3 separate regions of the Homo sapiens genome follow, and all the other regions are linked to region 2. Evidence: chromatin contacts called from ENCODE Hi-C or POLR2A ChIA-PET data. All regions are on one chromosome and are shown on one strand. The core of a region is the stretch at or near the end of the contact, and the rest is flanking DNA. Distances in the headings are between cores, read along the strand shown. Region 1 has its middle 44 kb from the start of DNAJA2-DT. Region 2 has its middle 40 kb from the start of MYLK3. Region 3 has its middle 64 kb from the start of DNAJA2-DT.

Region 1 (4,446 bases), core at 1,801-4,300, 230 kb before region 2:
TAAAAATAATCTCTCTACTGTCTGTATTTATTTGATATAAGCTGCCAAAACTTACCTATGGAGTCTCATGCTTTCACTTTTATAACAAAAGAAGTATAAACCAGAAAGTCTAAAATAAAAGTCACAACCTGGCAACCCACAGGCCAAATTGGGCACACAGGTTTATTTTAGTAAGTCCCATATAACTTAAAAAAAATCAAACAATTTTACATGAAAATCTGGATTTCTATATTCTCTTGAAACAGCAGTTCTGGCAACCTGGGGCTCACATTTCCATATGGCTACAACTAGCTGGACCTGAAAAGAGCGTTCCTCATCGAGCTGACTTATGGGCCCTCCAGAACACCACAGTCCTCTTCCATCCAAATTGTACAACATCCAGCTTGCCCCACACGTGTCTCTCTGCAGTGCATCGAATTTCCCAGTCCTGATCTAGAATATCAAATACCTTCTTGGTCTAAATGATTTCCTTCAAAATGTCATAAAGAGAAAAAGAAAATCACTAATGACATGAAGCAAAATGAACCTTGTACAAACCTTATATAAAACAAGCTTAAAGCCATTACTTTACACATTTCTACAATGAAATAATAATTTTTTAAATTTTTTTGTAGAGATGGGAGTCTCACGATGTTGCCCAGGCTGCTCTGGAACTTCTGGCCTTAAGCAATCCACCTCCCTCGGCCTCCCAAACTGCTGGGATTACAGGTGTGAGCCACCACGCCTGGCCCAACACCATCTTATTGTAAGTGTTCTACTTTTAAAATGATACTCTCGAAGCTGTCAGCCAAAATTTGGGGTTCTTGATACAACACTACTCAGGGCAAGAAACAAAGTCACTTTCCAACCAGTCCCTGTGGTCCCAGTCTTATGAAGTCTTAGCAACTTTTTTTTTTTTTAACAATCTTGCTCTGTCACCCAGCCTGGAGTGCGGTGATGCAATCTTGGCTCACTGCAACCTCCGCCTCCCATGCTCAAGCAATTCTTCTGTCTCAGCCTCCTGAGTAGCTGGGACTACAGGCGTGTGCCAAGACGCCCAGCTAATTTTTGTATTTTAAGTAGAGACGGGGTCTGGCCATGTCGATCAGGCTGGTCTCGAACTCCTGGCCTCAAGTGATCCACCCACACAGCCTCTTAGCAACTTTGAATTACATGCTTGGTGTTTTCCTAAATTTGAGGTGTAATGGTGGCTAGAAAACATCAGTTCTCAGATGATGAAGCATGATCAATGGTGTTGAAAGAGGGAAACAGATGAGTGCCTTTACTGCCTCCTTCACCATAGTAACAGCACAGCTAGAGAGATGTGAAACTTTGCTGCGAAAATGACAGAGCCTGCTCCAGGCAGAGCGGCACAAACACAACTGAGAGTGCACTCCTGCATTCTGACCACAGGTGGCACCTGAGCGTGTCGTAGTCGTCCACATCCCAACTGTTCAGGCTATGTTGGACACTGACTTTCTAACGTCTGTGCCTTAAGCAAAACTGTACGTTTTCACTTCTTTCCTAAAAACTTCATCTGTAATAACACTAGACAGCAAAAAAAGGACCTGATTTTTTTTCAGCCTAATAGAATGTATATCCCACTTTAGTCCGTATTTATTATAATAAAATTGTTTTTGTTTTAAGTATTTCTAAATTATCCCCTATCCCCGACATCTTACAGCCCTAAATCAAGAGCCATACACATTATGTCTTGGACTCATGATCTTTTATATCCATCTGTCTATGGTCAGTGGGAGTTGGTACAGAAGTATCTGGAAAGTGGGGTCAGAGGCAGGAAATCACAAAGGCCAGTTGTCCAGCAGGGAGAGAGGACCAGTGTGAGCCTGCGAGACACAGGCACCTCCCATGCCCCACCTGAAACTACTCTATCTCCTGAGACTAAAGGCTTGATCCAGGCCACCTTCTGGACCCGGTGGCTCCGCCTCCCACCTGGGCCATCTGAGCTGCCCTCCTTAGGGCTTCTCTTCTCAGGACAGACAAAGAACAGAATCTATGCCCTCTGCTTCAGGCTTGCCAAAACCCTGCGCGTTCTAACCTTATGACATGGGACAGAAAGAAGATCAAACTTTAGGACATAGAGCCCTCAGGAAAATTAAATGCACACCAGGTAGCGCATTTCTACTAGATTATTCTTTACTGTTTTTGTTTTGTTTTGTTTGTTTGTTTTTGAAAACGGAGACTCACTCTGTTTCCCAGGCTGGAGTGCAGTGGCGTGATCTCGGCTCACTGCAACCTCTGCCTCCTGGTTTCAAGTGATTCTTGTGCCTCAGCCTCCTGAGTAGCTGGAACTACGGGTCATGCCACCACACCCGGCAAATTTTTTTGTATTTTTAGTAGAGATGGGATTTCACCATGTTGGCCAGGCTGGTCTCCAACTCCTGAACCTCAGGTGATCCACCTGCCTCAGCCTCCCAAAGTGCTGGGATAACAGCTGTGAGCCACTACTCCCAGCCTAGATTATTCTTTACATGATGTCACAGGAAGGGCTAATTGCTATGGGACCAGATACAGGTGAAGGAGAAGACCAGCCGGGCAGAACTAAGACCAAAAGAACTAAGACCAAAAGAACTAAGACCAAAAGAAATGCGAAGAGAATAATAACGCTGTAGTAGAAGAAGGTTCACCTTTGCCCTTCCCTACCCCCTGCCTGCATTTATCCCACACAAAAGCAAAAGAGGCCTTGATTGAGGGGCTGGCAGACTGGGTGGGGCAAGAAAAGAGAAGAGAGGGAAAGTGATGAATGTGGATAATGGGAACCAGTGCTTTCCCATAGACATTGTGGAAGAAAACACGTTGCAAGCAAAGGATCTGAGAGCATAGGAGGCCTGTGTTCCCCTGTGTGGGAAAGTTGCAAAACCCCAGAAAGGAAATGAACACATAGGCGTCTAGGGGAATGTGGTCACAGAGGGTGACAGTTACTTCCTAAGCCTGTGCACAGCAATGGAGGCCACAGAAGAATAGCCCTGACCCTATTCACGACAGCATGGACCAGTCCACCGGACCTGACCAGGCAGACGTGGATGGATGGCTGTGTGGACACCTGGTAGGCAACATAGAGGACAAACCCCAACTTCCTGGTATTACAGAAGCCCTGGGGCTTAGACAATACCCCAGGGCAGGGAAGAATGCCACATTTCCACAACCTTAGTCAACTGGGGGTCCTGGGTAGAAGTTAAATTGGGTTATAGGCCAGGTGTGGTGGCTCACGCCTGTAATCCTAGCACTTTGGGAGGCAGAGGCTGGCCAATCACCTGAGGTCAGGAGTTTGAGACCAACTTCGCAAACATGGTGAAACCTCATCTCTACTAAAAAAATACAAAACTTAGCTGGGTGTGGTGGTCCGTCCCTGTAATCCTAGCGACCCGGGAGGCGGAGGCTGCAGAACTGCTGGAACCCAGGAGGCGGAGGCTGCAGTGAGCCGAGATTGCGCCACTGCACTCCAGCCTGGGCAACAGAGCAAGACTCTGTCTCAAAAAATAAATAAATAAATAGGCTACAGAACAATAGAAAATGCTCTATTTCTTGAACACCTCAGCTGTATATCCACCACAAAGTAGAAATTGGTCTCGTTTTGGGCAAGAATGACAGCACTGTGAATTTTAAGTCATAAAACATTCCCTGCCACACACACCATGGTCAGTGTGTCTGAATAATGCGTGGTATTGTATTACTTATTGGAAATGAGTGGTTTATTTTATGATCTAAATTTTAAACCCTTTAATATGCCTCCCAAGGGATCATCTGATTTGGAAAAAGAAAAAGAAAATCTAAAGAATGAATAAGACTACAGAAAAAATATAAACGGTTCTATTGGATTTTTTCTAATATGAACTCTGCATTGGCCAAAGAAGGTAAAATAATAAACCCGTCTGTTTTGGGGTACAGTTTTTATCAAACTTTGGTGAAAATGGAAAGATGTATGTTGCATGCCCTTATTTGTATACAGAATGGGGATATATATGCATAGAAAATACCTGCGATGATGTCTAAGACACAATTATTAACAGAAATTGCTTCCTGGTGGAGGGGACTAGGGATCCAGAGTGGGGAAGAAATCATTTTCTACTTATGCATGTATTACTTTAATTTTAAAAGCAACATCAGCAATTAGCCAAAGAAAAAGCCAAGGTCATCTGTAGGTCAAAACTATCAGGAAAGTAGGCTGAGGAAGCAAATGAGCAAAGAGTAGGATAAAGGAGGATGCCAGAACTGCGGGCACGCAGCTCCTACAGTTTTGGTTCCAGATTCCTGGTGATGTGTCTTAGTCCATTTTGGCTGCTACAACAAAATACCATCAACTGATGTCTTCTAAATGACAGAAATGTATTGTTCATATTTCTGGAGGCTGGGAAGTCCAAGATAAGGCATGAGCAGATCTGGTGTTTGGCAAGGGCCTGTTTCTGATTCATTGATGATGACTTTTTGCTGTGTTTGAATGAGCTC
Region 2 (4,412 bases), core at 541-3,040:
GTGGAAGAGATCCTCTCAAATTAGTTCTAGGAAGGGTTTGCCCAGGATTGGTGGTATGAGAATGTAACTGTAGAAATGGTTCTTGTGCCTGTGAAGTGCTTCCTACTGGATCTCCTCGAAATGTATTGTTGGGACACAGCAACATGGCCTCATGAATATTGACATCGTGACTTACAGCCTGGGTAAAGTCTCCATTATAATGTGCTGAAGAAATTCATGCCATCATTGATACTGCCTGGAAAAGGAGGAATATCTCCCGATGAGATCCCTCCAGTGAATTTTCAGGCTATGATGAAAACAACAATCTTCCAGAGAGAAAGAAGTATCTGTCCCATTCAGATGTCTCATTTCTAGGTTCAGTGGTCTTTTCTGCCTCCCGGTCAGGTTTATCTGCTGTTTGTTTTCATCTTCATTGTTCTGCTTTGTAATGAGTTCTTCTGGGTTGACACATTTTCCTCGTGCTGGGAACTGGGAGCCCCAGCTTCATGCTCTTTTCTTAGTGCCTCATTTTTCTCGTTCTTCCCCGCCGGCCCAGGGGCTACTCCGAGCTGCTTGGGGATCCCCGCCGCCCCCACTGTGCAGCCTGGCTGGCGCCGACTCCTCTGGCCAACGTGGCGGTGGCGCCGAGCAGCCCGTGAGCCACGTCTGCATCCTCAGCTGCCACGCTGTGCACCAGCCACGAATCCACTTGGCTGCGGGGGATGCAGGGGACCCCCGAGCGCGCGCACCTCCCGGAGCGGCTGGCCCTTGGTGTGCACCTGGCCCGCTCACCCTCCCGAGGCGGGGAAGGGGCTGAGCGCGGAGGCGGAGCTGGCCGGGCCTTTCGGGAGTAGCAGCTCATCGCGGTAGCAGGGTGGGCGGAGCTGGCAGGGTGGGCGGAGCTGGCAGGGTGGGCGGAGCTGGCAGGGTGGGCGGAGCTGGCAGGGTGGGCGGAGCTGGGTGGGCGGTGGCAGGCAGAGGGTGAGGTCCATTTTCTTATTTCCTTTTTAGTCCAGTGGCTGTTTAGGAGTATGTTATTTAGTTTTCACTATTTGTGAATGTTCCTTTTTTGTGTGTGTGCTGTTACGGATTTCTAATTTCACTCCATGTAGTTGGAAAACATACTTGATATGATTTTGACCTTAAATTTGTTAAGACTTCTGTTGTGGCCTAACGTGATCAATATATCTGGGAGAATGTTTTGTGTGTGCTTAAGAATGTGTAGGCCAGGCTTGGTGGCTCACACCTGTAGTCCCAGCACTGTGAGGCTGAAGGGACAGGATCGCTTGAGGCCAGTTCAAGATTACACTGAGCTCTGATCACACCACTGCAGTCTAGCCTGGGTGGCAGATTGAAATCCTGTATCTTAAAAAAGAAGAATAAGAATAAGAATGAGGAGGAAGAGGAGGAGGAGGGGGAGGGGGAGGAGGAGGGGGAGGAGGAGGAGGAGGAAGAAAAGCAGAATGTGTATTCTGTTGAGTGAAAAGTTCTATTTATGTCTGTTAAGTCCATTTGTTATAGTGTTCAAGTTCACTCCTTACCGATTTTCTGTCTGGACGTTCTGTCTGTTACTGAAAGTGGAGTGTTGAAGTCTCCTACTACTATTGCTGTCAATTTGTACTTTTAGATCTGTCAATATTTGCTTTGTTAGGTGCTTTTAAGTTTGGTGTATATATATTTCTAATTGTTATATCTTGTTGACCCATTTTTTGTTAAATGACCTTCTTTGTGTCTAGTGACAGTTTTTGACTTAAAGTCTGCCTTCTTGGATATGAGTTATAGCAACTTCTGCCTTTTTTGGGTTAACATTTGCATGCAATATCTTTTTTCTTCCCTTCACTTTCAGCCTTTGTGTGTCCTTGAGTCTAAACGAGTTTCTTGTAGACAACATATAAATTTTAAATCTGTTCAGGTACTCTACATCTTTCTTTTGTGGAGTTTATTCCATTTACATTTTTTTGTTTTAAAAAATATTTTTATTTGACAAATTATAATTGTATACATGAATGGGGCACAATGTAATGGTTTGATGTATTATATAATGTGGAATAATTAAGCTAATTAACATACCTATCACCTCATTTTTTTTGTTGTAAGACCTTTAAAATTTATTCTTAGCTATTTTGAAATACATAATGCATTATCATTGACTATAGTTGCCCTACTGTGTGTTAGATCTTATATATTTTTCATCCTAATGGAAACTTTGTACTCTTAGATCATTTATTTGACACTCTGATTCCTTGTTCTCTCCTTCTTCTAACCCCCAGCCTCTGGTAACCACCTTTCTACTCTAGTACTATGAGTTTGACATTTTTTAGATTCCACATATAAGTAAGATCGTGTGGCATTTGTCTTTCTGTGCCTGCCTTATTTTACTTAGCCTGATGTCCTCCAGGTTCATCCACAGTATCACAAATGACAGGATTTTCTTCTTTTTAAAGGCTGAATGATATTCTATTGTTGTATATACCATATTTTCTTTATCCATTCATCTGTTGATGAATATTTAGGTTGAATTCATATCTAGCTATTGCAAATAATGTTGCAATAAACATGGGAGTGCAGATACCTCTTCAGCATGATTTTAATGCATTTATTCCATTCAAATTTAAAGTAATTTTTGGTAAGGAAGGATTTATTCTTGCCATTTTGTTGTTTTATTTGTCTTGTGGTTATTTTATTTCCTTTTTTTTTCTTGCTGTCATTTTGTTTCTTTTTTTTTTTTTTTTTTTTTTTTTGCATTGCTAGGTTTTGATTCCCTTTTTCTTTGTGGTTATCACGGGGCTTACACAGAATATAGTTCTCACAGTCTACTTTAAGCTGATAACTTCCCTCTCATGCAAGAATGCTTTTCTCTCTTCTCTTCCCACATTATGCTATTGATGTCACAATTGTCTACTATTTATATTATGTATCCATTAACATATTTTAGTATTAGTTGTTTTTAATACTTTAACCTTTTTTTTTTTTTTTTTCTGGGATAGAGTTTTCCTTGTTGCCCAGGCTGGAGTGCAATGTCGCAATTTTGGCTCACTGCAACCTCCGCCTCCCGGTTCAGGAGATTCTCCTGCCTCAGCCTCCCAAGTAGCTGGGACTAGAAGTGCCCGCCACCACGCGTGGCTAATTTTTTTGTAATTTTAGTAAAGACGGGGTTTTGCTGTGTTGACTTAAGGTGATCCGCCTGCCTCAGCTTCCCAAAGTGCTGGGATTACAGGTGTGAGCCACCAAGCCTGGCCTAATACTTCAAACTTTTTTTTTTTTTTTTTTTTTTGCTTTTTAAGAGACAGGGTCTTGCTCTGTCACCCAGGCTAGTGGCCTGATCTTGGCTCACTGCAACCTCCACCTCCTACATTCAAGTGATTCTCCTGCCTCAGCTTCCCAAGTAGCTGGGGGATTACAGGTGTGCACTACCACACTCAGCTAATTTTTGTATTCTTTTTAGTAGAGATGGGGTTTTGCCATGTCGGCCAGGCTGGTCTCGAACTCCTGACCTCAAGTGATCCACTCACCTCAGCCTCCCAAAGTGCTGGGATTATAGGTGTGAGCCACCGTGCCTGGCCTAAACTTTCATAGTAAGATTGCAGTCTATTTACTCACCACTGTTGGAATAATAAAAGATTTTTTGCCTGTGTATTTACATCTACCAATGAGTTTTATGCTTTATTTTGCTTTCCTATTGTTGTTCAGCATTCTTTCAGCTTGAAGGACTCCCCATATCATTTCTTATTTCTTGTCAGACAGGTCTAGTGGTGATAAACTCCCTCAGTTTTTGTTTGTCTGAGTAAGTCTTTATAGCCCCTCTTTTTTTTTTTTTTTGGAGTCTCACTCTTGCTGGAGTGTAATGGTGTGATCTCGGGTCACTGCAACCTCCGCCTCCCGAGTTCAAGTGATTCTCCTGCCTCAGCCTCCCAAGTAGCTGGGATTACAGGCACCTGCCACCACGCTCAGCTAATTTTTGTATTTTTAATAGAGATGGGGTTTCACCATGTTGGCTAGGCTGGTCTCGAACTCCTGACCTCAGGTGACCTGCCTGCCTCAGCCTCCCAAAGTGCTGGGATTACAGGCATGAGCCACCCCACCTGGCCCAGCCCCTTGTTTTTTAAGGATAGTTTTGATGGGCATAATATTTTTGGTTGGCAGTTTTCTTCCTTGAGTACTTTGAATGTACTGTTCCACTCCCTTCTGTCCTGCAAGGTTTCTGCTGAAAACGGTTAGTCTAATGTGGATTTCCTTGTATGTACCAAGCTGCCTTTCTCTTGCTGCTTCAAAATTCTTTGTCTTTACCTTTTGTTAGTTTGATTATAATATGTCTCTGTGTAGATCTCTTTGGATTCTTCTTATTTGGCATCCTTTGGGCTTCCTGGATCCAGATTTCTCTTTTCTTCCCCAGTCTTGGGAAGTTTTCAGCCATCTCTTTCTCTCTCTCTCCT
Region 3 (4,053 bases), core at 760-3,259, 250 kb before region 2:
GGCCAAGGTTTCCTGGAGGACAAATTAGAAAGTGGCTGTAAAAATGCTTTGCAAAATCTGAAGCAGTGTAGACACATGAGGGAATGTTATGTGGACAGGACTATGGCCCTGCTAGATTCTATCCTCTTGGGAGGGCAGACACTGGGGACTCGGTAATACTTGCCGAATAATGAATGAATCTTCTCATCTGAAAAATAAGGAAATCAAAGGCCCGGTGTCTCTGGAACGTTTAACAAGGGAAGAGGAGAAGGAGGAAAGGCAGAGCCCACCCTGACTGTGTTCCTCTTGTCTTTTCTCCTCCCACCCTTCTTCCTTCCTTCCTTTCTTTTATTCAACACATATTCTCTCCCCTGGTTTTTTGTTTTGTTTTGTTTTGTTTTGTTTGAGACAGGGTCTCACTCTGTTGCCCAGGCTGGAGTGCAGTGGAGCCATCTCGGCTTAGTGCAACCTCTGCCTTCTGGATCTGCGTCATGCGATCCTCCCTCCTCAGCCTCAAGAGTAGTTGGGACCATGAGCAGGCACCACCACACCCAGGTAATTGTTTTGATTTTTAGTGGAGAAGGGGGGTGCTCACTATGTTGCCCAGGCTGTTCTCAAACTCCTGAGCTCAAGTAATCCCTCCATCTTGGCCTCCCGAAGTGCTGGGATTACAGGAGTGAGCCACCTCCCCTGTTTTTTAAGGGGAGGAAAGAGAGTGGTGAAAGGGGAGGAAAGAGAGGGCAACAGCTCCTCATTTTGCACACCTCACGGTTTACAAACACAGTCACATGATGAGTGGATTTTCTCATTGGACCACTGAGGTACACTCGCCTGTAGTTCCAGCACTTTGGAGGCTGAAGCGGGAGGATGGCTTTAGCCCAGGAGTTCAGGACCAGCCTGGGCAACATAGTGAGACCTCGTCCCTATATAAATGTAATTTTATGTATGTATATATTTTTAAATAGTAATGAAGTATGTCCCAAATACTTCATGGTACATACTTACACCAAAAGTTTTTTTGGCCGGGCACAGTGGCTCACGCCTGTAATCCCTGCACTTTGGGAGGCTGAGGCAGATGGATCACTTGATGTCAGGAGTTCAAGACCCGCCTGGCCAACATGGCGAAACCCTGTCTCTACTAAAAATACAAAAATTAACTGGATGTGGTGGTGCACGCCTGTAATCCCAGCTACTCGGGAGGCTGAGGCAGGACTTGAACCCGGGAGGTGGAGTTTGCAGTGAGCCAAGACTGCGCCACTGCACTCCAGCCTGGGGGGCAGAGCAAGACTCCGTTTCAAAAATAAAATAAAATAAATAAAAAAATTTATTGTCTATTTGAAATTTGAATTTCACTTTGACATCCTCTTTTTTGGCGGGGGGGACAGTCTCACTCTGTCCTCAAGCTGTCGTGCAGTAGCACGATCTGGGCTCACAGCAGCCTCAAACTCCTGGACTCAAAACGATCCTCCCGCTGAGGGAAAATGTACTCCCATTTGACAGACGTCGAAACTGAGGCCTGGAAGAAGTTATGCAATCTCTCTGAGTCACGCATTACATCTGAAATCCTGCGCGTCCTTCGCCAGCTTTCTCTGTCTCTCTGCCGTCCTGTCCCCTCTAGACCAACCATCAGTTAATAGTCTGAATGTCTGGAAGGACAGGGCTCTGAGTGCCTCCCTTCCTTGGGGCCGTGCACTCTCTCTCCGACCAGCGATTTGTCACGGGTCTCGTGAGAGGAGCCGGGTGGGAACGGCCGCGTCCCCGCTCCCGCCCTCCCTCCCTTGCTTCCTGGACGCCGCTGGGAGTCGGGCCTCGCGGTGGATGGCACTATCGAGACCCCTCTCACCAGAAACACGCGGCCCGTTCTCGCGTGGGGCTTTGGTGGAGACCCTCGACGCCAAGGCGGGGGCTTGTCCTCGGTTTTCCCTCCTCCTCCCGCCCCGCGGGGAGCTCGGCCCTCCTCCTGCGGGGGGGGAAGCCATTTCCCGAACCCGCGCGCCCTCTGGCGGCCTGAGCCGGTGCAGAAGCCAGGCTGTGTTGACTCCGCCCGCGAGCACCCTGCCTGGGGACCGCGCGCCGCGGGGCAGCTTCCTATCTTCGCCTCGGAGGGACACAGCTTGCCTGGGCGCAGCCCCCCGGCGCGGTCCTCGCGGCCTCCCCGGCGCCCTCCCGCGGGGTCCTCCCAGCCGCCGCCTCCGGAGCCCCCCGCCTCCCTGTGTTCCCGGCCGCGTGACGCCTCCCACCGTGGAACGGGGCAGCTGCGGGACGTGTTCCTCTCCCCACTGGACTCAGATTCTTCCAGGGGAGATCCCGCCAGAGGCGCATCCCCGGAGTCTCCTCCCCGGAGCCTCATCCCCAGAGAAGAGTCTGGCACGGGGCCGCCTTCGCTGTGGGCTGTCGGCCACTTCTGAAGAAGGTGCAAGTGAACCGCAGATAAACCAGCGAAGGCGCCACCCGAGGGCCTGGAGTGCGGAGGGAGTCCCCCCTGAGGGCTGCTGAGGGGTTGCCTCGAGAAATACAGGGCGACCCACCCAAATCTGAATTTCAGATAGACAGCAAGTACTTTTTTTAGTGTAAGTATGTCCCGGCCGGGCGCGGTGGTGCACGCCTGTGGTCCCAGCACTTTGGAGGCCAAGGCGGGAGGATTGCTTGAGCCCAGGAGTCTCAGGACCAGCCTGGGCAACATGGTGAGACCTCATCTCTATAGAAATTTAATTTTACATATGTATATATTTCTAAATAGTAATGAAGTATGTCTCAAATACTGCATGGTACATACTTACACTAAAATTTTTCCATTGTTTATCTGAAATTTGAATTTAACTTTAACTGACAGCCTCCTTTTTTTTTTTCATACAGGGTCTCACTCTGTCACCAGGCTGTGGTGCAGTGGCACTATCTTGGCTCACTGCAGACTCAAATTCCTGAGCTCAAACGATCCTCCCTCCTCAGCCTCCTGAGTAGCTGGGACTACAGGCATGCACCACCACGAAACTGGCTAATATTTTTATTTCTTGTAGAAACAAGGTCTTGTTATGTTGCCCAGGCTGGCTTCAAACTCCTGGGCTCGGGTGATCCTCCCACCTCGGCCTCCCACAGTGCTGGGATTACAGGGATGAGCCACCGCTGGCGGACCTCTATTTTTATTTGCTAAATCTGACAACTCTAGCTGGGTGGAGTCATGGCCATAAAAAACCCATCTGAGCAAAATGGGGCTAGGGGAATGAGGGAATAGGTAGAAGTCCTCAGAGAGACCGGGACAGGGCAGGAGGGCTGAGTCTAAATCCAATTTAGGCCAGGGAGAAGAGAACAGTAATGCAAACTGCACGTTTTTACATGGAACTCACAGCCACGTCATCTAGGGATGGTGAAAACAAGGAAAACTGCCTGTTCCTCAAGCTTCTGCTAAAATATTGGTTTCTCCAGCCTCTCCAACAATTGTATCTGCAGGACACACCGGGCATGTGGAAGATTTCCTCCAAATTAATCACCCAACCCCACCCTTAAGCACAGAAATTGGGACACTTTCCCCCATGACACCTAGAGGGCATCAATACTTGGTGTGAAATGAATTGATTCGAGAGAAAAAGCTGTGACCCAGGTGGAGCCTGCTTGTGCTGCACCTCTCCATGCTTCGGTTTCCTCATCACTAAAGTGGGAATAATAACTGAGCGTACCTTATAAGGTGGTTAATAGATGTATCTGAAACAATGGCTGGCTCATAGTAAATGCTGCATAAATGTGAGCCCTTACCTTTATTATTATTGCTTAAACAGCGCTTACTGCAATAGGTATCTCCACTAATTTTTCTCCTGGAATTCCTGCATTCTAGTTATTTCCCACATTTGGTGGCACCTGTAACAATTATAAGACATCCTGGGGGGATTTCTTTCCCTTCCTTGAGCAAAGACGCGGGCTCTGAGAGTGATGTGATAATGGCATTTCCTCGGTGAAACAATCTCTTGGTCTCACTTCCCTGTGACCACTGCTGTGCATCTATGTCCCTAGCAATATTCGAACTCATTTATAATGATTTCTGGTCATTGCACTGGACAAGAGTTTGATGGCTACTAGGCC

The links. A loop is a pair of places that touch in the nucleus more often than their neighbours do. ChIA-PET counts read pairs that join two places held with the same protein, here RNA polymerase II (POLR2A). Pooled maps may share reads with other maps.
Region 1: a loop to region 2 is called in a map with no recorded cell type, with 8 times the contacts of the local background. The contact joins two enhancer-like sites. A Hi-C loop is called at or near these places in 5 of 37 single-sample maps with no recorded cell type and 4 of 50 pooled maps. POLR2A ChIA-PET finds 5 or more read pairs at or near these places in 2 of 52 experiments (GM12878 and WTC11).
Region 3: a pooled map shows a loop between it and region 2 (3-fold over the local background). The contact joins two enhancer-like sites. A Hi-C loop is called at or near these places in 5 of 50 pooled maps. POLR2A ChIA-PET finds 5 or more read pairs at or near these places in 3 of 52 experiments (A549 and activated T-cell).

Annotation. Positions count from the first base shown.
Region 1 is chr16:47,015,280-47,019,725 of GRCh38, reverse strand. No RefSeq gene overlaps it. Among named protein-coding and RNA genes, the nearest start is that of DNAJA2-DT, 44 kb to the right of the region's middle. Within about 2 kb of position 3,050, at least 4 of the 41 ENCODE cell types and tissues checked have a DNase peak (open chromatin) inside an H3K27ac peak, as active enhancers do; they include GM12878, where a contact is called at or near this core.
Region 2 is chr16:46,786,454-46,790,865 of GRCh38, reverse strand. It overlaps the pseudogene LOC100130180. Among named protein-coding and RNA genes, the nearest start is that of MYLK3, 40 kb to the right of the region's middle. RefSeq lists enhancers at 400-479, 490-539, 2,692-2,741 and a silencer at 690-739. Within about 2 kb of position 1,790, at least 12 of the 41 ENCODE cell types and tissues checked have a DNase peak (open chromatin) inside an H3K27ac peak, as active enhancers do; they include GM12878, where a contact is called at or near this core.
Region 3 is chr16:47,035,872-47,039,924 of GRCh38, reverse strand. No RefSeq gene overlaps it. Among named protein-coding and RNA genes, the nearest start is that of DNAJA2-DT, 64 kb to the right of the region's middle. RefSeq lists silencers at 1,836-2,065, 2,076-2,265. Within about 2 kb of position 2,009, at least 20 of the 41 ENCODE cell types and tissues checked have a DNase peak (open chromatin) inside an H3K27ac peak, as active enhancers do.